Linked DNA regions of Homo sapiens: region 1 is linked to region 2. Evidence: chromatin loops called from intact Hi-C (ENCODE). Cell type or tissue: B cell. All regions are shown on one strand. Each heading gives the region's core, and the rest is flanking DNA. Links, peaks and the distances in the headings are about the cores only.

Evidence for each region. Peaks named below come from ENCODE experiments on the same cell type or tissue, not always from the same donor. Only the 100,000 strongest peaks of a DNase experiment are listed, where the experiment ranks them.
Region 1: it touches region 2 in a loop (2.9-fold over the local background); 12 of 110 quality-filtered maps call a loop at or near these places.

What each region holds. Positions count from the first base shown.
Region 1 is chr18:3,149,764-3,152,683 of GRCh38, reverse strand. It overlaps MYOM1 (myomesin 1), which reads left to right. Exons shown (of 38, transcript NM_003803.4): 12 at 791-990. Among named protein-coding and RNA genes, the nearest start is that of MYOM1, 69 kb to the left of the region's middle. In B cell, for the core only: CTCF peaks have their summits at 874 and 1,073 (motif pointing right); a DNase peak (open chromatin) is centred at 1,053.
Region 2 is chr18:2,993,629-2,996,548 of GRCh38, reverse strand. All of the region lies in intron 1 of LPIN2 (lipin 2), which reads left to right. Among named protein-coding and RNA genes, the nearest start is that of LPIN2, 18 kb to the left of the region's middle. In B cell, for the core only: a CTCF peak has its summit at 1,810 (motif pointing left); a DNase peak (open chromatin) is centred at 1,788; H3K4me3 peaks cover 435 bases; H3K27ac peaks cover 292 bases.

The DNA.
Region 1 (2,920 bases), core at 102-2,601, 160 kb before region 2:
GAGCTGCTTAATCCTAATCTGTAAAATTTAATCACATGTTGAACCCCTAAAGCTTTGTTGATCAGGCCAACAGCATGATATGAGCTGTCATATTTGTCTGCTGGGAATGACCCACTCCATCCCCAGGTACCAACTGCTGTAAAAGCACTCAATTAGAAATCAGTGTTTCCAAGTACCCACTCAATCTGCCCCTGCCAGGACTGGGCATCTCCCCACCTGTCATCAGTCTCTTCTGTTAAAGAAACAAACATCTTCACAATAACCTTCTTACCCTCTACACAGGATGGAATGACCATGAAGTGAGGAAATATGGTGAACTCTTTTCCAAACTACAGTGCAAATAGTTAGGTTTTAAGACGCCAATTTTCTCAATAATACCTCTGTTTTTCAAAGAAAATACCTAAAGAAGACAAAGAAGTCACTAATGGTAGAATTGAAGGCATCAGCCGGGGAGATGTTTGGGGATCTTCTCCAATGCTAAGATTGGAGATATTTATCTGCTTATCCCAGCAACCCCCAAACCCCTCTGCTTTCTACACAAGGCCCCTCAGATGCCTGCTTTTTACGAGTTCAGGAAGGACCTGAGGCTTCTTTCCTCTTGGTAAAGAAGACACAGTGCATTTGAGTGAAACGGAGTGCCTGCATGCAGTTCACCAGGTAGCGAGCCACGCCTGACTTGGATATTTTATAGGGAGAAGATCTGAAACAACTGGGTGATTCTGCAGCTCTGGAGATATTCATTAAGCCATACTTCTTTTAATATTTTTGTCAATCACGCTCATTCCTTTAGGTGTGAGGTGGGCACAGATAGCTGGTCGCAGTGCAATGACACACCTGTGAAGTTTGCTCGTTTTCCTGTCACTGGATTGATCGAAGGTCGTTCCTATATCTTCCGAGTTCGAGCTGTGAATAAAATGGGAATAGGTTTCCCATCTCGAGTTTCCGAGCCCGTGGCTGCTCTGGATCCGGCTGAGAAAGCTAGACTTAAAAGTAAGCACTTTTCATTTTTCAGGACCTTCCCTAAACCTTTTTAAAATGACTGCAAGAATCAGCTTCATTGCAAGGTTGTTTCTCTCCCTTCCACTAGAGGGAGACAAGAACAAGAAATCCTTTTTTCATCAGAAAATCCGAGGGGGAGAATCCTTCGCAAACATTGCCTTAGCCATTCTCTTAAGGGTTTTATTTTATTTTATTTTATTTTATTTTATTTATTTTATTTTATTTTATTATTTTATATTTTATTTTATTTTATTCAGAAACATTTATGTTGTTAAACTGAGTTCCAGGCATTGTGTGTGGAATGAAGTATAAAAGCAAAGAGGCTGGAGAGCATTTTTATTCCTGTTATTATACATTCCAAAAATAATAAAAATAATTTTCTTTCTGGCTCAAGGTCTATTTCTTTACCTTGGAGTCCACCCTTAGAGCATTAATATCTCAGCACAGTGCGTCTCTCTATATCAAAGGAAAAACAGATAGACAACGTTATATCTAATCTATGTCTGAGTTCTCATATTAGACTGTCAAAAATCATTTTTTCAGGCCTGGCGTGGTGGCTCACACCTGTAATCCCAGCACTTGGAGAGGCTAAGGTGGGAGGATGGCTTGAGCCTAGGAGTTCTGAGACCAACCTGGGCAACATAGAGAGACCCCATCTTTTAAAAAAAAAAAATGAAAAAAATGAAAAAAAAAAAAAAAAAAAAAGCCAGGCATGGTAGCACACAGCTGTAAGTCCCAGCTACTCAGGAGGCTGAGGTGGGAGGATCGCTAGAGCCCAGGAGGTCAAGGCTGCAGTGAGCTGTGATTACACCATTGCACTCTAGCCTGGGCAACAGAGCAAGACCCTGTCTCAATAATAACAATAATAATAATCTTTTAATATATGTAGTCTCCAAGTCTTAATGTCAAAACCATGGTACATGAATCATGCCCTGTAATCATGCCTTGTATTTGTTTCATGGAAACCCATATGGCATCTCCAACAATAGGGAACGTAAAATGACATTATGAGAAGAGTTGGATAGTAACATTTCAGGCTTATGCCAGGCTTCTCAACCTTGGCCCTACTGGCACTTTAGGCCAGTAATTCTTTGTTGTTGTGGGAGGTGGCTAGGGGTGTTCTGTTCATTGCAGGAGGCTGAGCAACATCCCTTGTCTCTACCCACTAGATGCCAGCAGTGTCATGGAGACACTACCAAATGTCACCTAAAGGGCAAAACCACCTTTGTAGAGGACTGCTGGTCTGTGCTACATTCACAATGTTATTCTTTACCTTCAGTACGTGTAGTGGCATCGTAAAAGTCTAAATAAAATAATGTCACTGGCTGGGCATGGTGGCTCACACCTGTAATCCCAGCACTCTGGGAGGTCGAGGCGGGTGGATCACCTGAGGTCAGGAGTTCGTGACCAGCCGGGCCAACATGGCGAAACCCCGTCTCTACTAAAAATTACAAAAAATTAGCCAGGCGTGGTGGCGGGCGCCTGTAATCCCAGCTACTCGGGAGGCTGAGGCAGGAGAATCATTTGAACCCGGGAGGCGGAGGTTGCAGTGAGCTGAGATCGCGCCACTGCACTCCAGCCTAGGCGACAGAGCGAGACTCCATCTGAAAATAATAATAATAATAATGTTACCATTTCCCCGGCAACCGTGTCTCATCAGGCTCCTTGATTGCTCTTCAGTCACTCTTCACCAACCCTCCAACTTCCTGCCCTCCTTTCTAAACTTGCAAATTCCATCTCATACTTTCGTTTGCTCCTCTTTTATCAATTCCAATCAAAATAAGATTTGTTTGAACTAAAAATAAGTTACCTTCTTTACTGCCTTTCTGTTTTTCACAAACCCTGACAAAAAGTCCCCTGGTTAATGCAAGAGTAGAACTACTCTGTCTTTCTGATGTTTATGGGATCATACAAGTGAATT
Region 2 (2,920 bases), core at 258-2,757:
CTGAGATGGCGCCACTGCACTCCAGCCTGGGTGACAGAGAGAGACTCTGTCTCAAAAAAAAAAAAAAAAAAAAAAAAAAAAGATATTTTCCTGGGAGGTAAGCATGTAGTCATATCTTTTCTGCAACGTCACCATGCCTGTTGAAATGGAGAGGTTGGATGATGTAATTGATGGACATTATAAAAGAACCAATGTAACACTTTTATTTTTGGGATGAAGTCTTGCACTGTCACCAGGCTGGACTGCAGTGGTGCGATCTCGGCTCACTGCAACCTCCCACTCCCGGGTTCAAGCTATTCTCCTGCCTCAGCCTCCCGAGTAGCTGGGATTACAGGCATGCACCACCACGCTCAGCTAATTTTTTGTATTGTTAGTAGAGATGGGGTTTCACTGTGTTGACCACGATGGTCTCAATCTCCTGACCTCATGATCCGCCCGCCTCGGCCTCCCAAAATGCTGGGATTATAGGTGTGAGCCACAGCGCCCGGCCGTAACATTTTATTAATAAGTCTTAAGTTTGTCCATAGAGCTAATTACCTCTAATTCTTCAGTTTTGTCCTCCGTTATACACATGTAATAAGGAAGCTTGGTACCCTGCTTAAAAAATGTGACTGTGAAGGAATATGACCAGAAACTTACACAATGAAATGTACTTTGCACTTTAGGGACAGCATATACATTTCATCTATGCTGTCATTCTGGAAAACATTTTGAAACACCCCTTCCTTTTTAAATTGCTTTCAGAGTCTCACAGTGTATCCTTTTATCCCCAGCGGTGGAAAATCTTTACCCTTCAAGGTAGATTAGGTTTTTGGAAATAGCCAGAAGCCATTCAAAGCAACATCTGATGAACCACGCATGTCAGATGAATCATATTTACTTTTGGAGTATAAGAGTTCTGTGACTATGTGGTATTGACACTCATTTTTATCCTGTGTGGCACCTAAATTAAATTTAAAGATAGTTCTTTCAGGAAGAAAGGGGAGCCCTCATGTCATGTTACACAGTGGTGTATCAGTGGAATTAATTTATTGTAGCCTTCAGAGGTGATTGATTTAAAAGACAATATTCATACTAGAGTGTAGATGTGACTAAACAGTTTTACACCAAAACTTGGAAGAAGAGAAGACACTGGGGACAAATAGGCTGAAGAGTGGGGTTCAGTTGGATGAGTCTTAAGGCATAGGGAAATGGTTTGGGAAGTTAAAACATGCAAAGAGCTGATGATTGAAGCATTTAGATTTAGAAAGTCATTTGTTTTCCTTTCCAGTGTCCCTCATTATTAAATAGCTCCTTGATGGCTAGAATCCTATCCTAACAGTCATCTGCTAAGCACTTACTGTGGCATAGGTCTTGGAACTATTCAGTTCATAGTTCTTTTTTAATGAGAAGAAAAAAGAAAACTAGCATTTATTAAGCAGCTGGTGGTTTCCAGGCACCACCTCATGGGATCCTCACAGCAGTCCTACCTGACAGGTGCTCTGAACCCTGCTATATGAAGGGGGCCTGTGAAGCTTAGGTTGACCTGAAACTGAAGAAGGTTCCATCCTGGAGGTCTGTATCAAGTGGGAGAGCTGTGGTATAAAACTCCCTGTCTAAATTCAGCCAAGTCATGTGCTTGCCGGCCCACCCCTAACATGTTTGTGGGGACCCAGTCAGAACAGGCTTATCAATACAGGGCCATATACCATCTGTTTAAACCAGTGGTTCTCAGCTGCAGACAATTTTGCCCACACACCGCCCCCACCCGCCGCCGGGGACATTCAGAAATAACCGGAGACATTTTTTTGGCTGTCACCACTGGGGAGGGTGCTACTGGCATCTGGTGGTTGGAGGCCAGGGCTGCTACACTCCTCACCTCCCAAGCAAAGAATTATCTGACCAAAAATGTCAATAGGCTGAGAAAACCTGTATCTAAACTATTAAAAGCTGTAAATCCAAAGAAAAGATAAATGTTCGAGGGGATGGATATCCCATTTACCCTGATTTGAGCATTACACATTGTATACATGTATAAAATATTATTATATGTCCTCCCCAACTATGATATATCATTAAAAAATTTTTTTAAAGCTATAAATCCAGTCACCACCCCCATGGCCCGGCCTCCATGGCCACCAGTGGCCCTGCAGAAGCCTTGTCCTTTGCCAGCTGCCCTAGGGAGCCTGACCATAGGTCTGCTGCACACATCTACACTGACCAGGGCACAGGTCTGGGGCAGCTTGGCTTGTGATAACCACCTGTTCCTTTAGCTAAATTGTCTTCAAAAAACTTTCCTAGAGGTCTGAAATGAAGAAGAAAAACACTTACTGCCTTTGTATTTTGGGTTTATGATACACAGAGCCTTCTAAAGTGCAGGACCCAGGACTAAAGGCAGTATTGGTACCTGAGATATTACAGGCACTGGGCAAGTTCTTGAATGATAGGCGTACATTTATGTACAGTCTGTACTGCTTCATTTTAAGGGCTGTTACTGTGTGGTGTAAGGCTAGATTGAGCATGTTTTAACTACTTTGGCTGGGAAGTAATTGACTTTTTCAATACCTGTATGCTCTCATCTTTCAAATAGCAGTGTGGTTTAGAACCAGAGGTTTTTTACTTGGGGTCTGCAGACTAACCATAGAGGGGTTCCATCGGATCCTCAGAGCACAAATCTGTGTATGGTTGTGTCGGTATACATGTATGCTGCTGGTTTGCATGTTTTCTGTAAAGAGGGTATATTGCAAAGCTTAGTTGGGTTCTCAGAAATGAGAATGGCACAAACTACTCATGGGCTATATATATTCTCTAGGGTTACTTCTAGATGTTTAGAAGCTAAGATTAGGAATTTGTGTTGAGATCAGAAGTGGATTTGTTGTGGTCCAGTGTAATTTTTGACTGAAGGAAGAAGCTCTCTGTTGTGTGTAGGTATACATAAAAT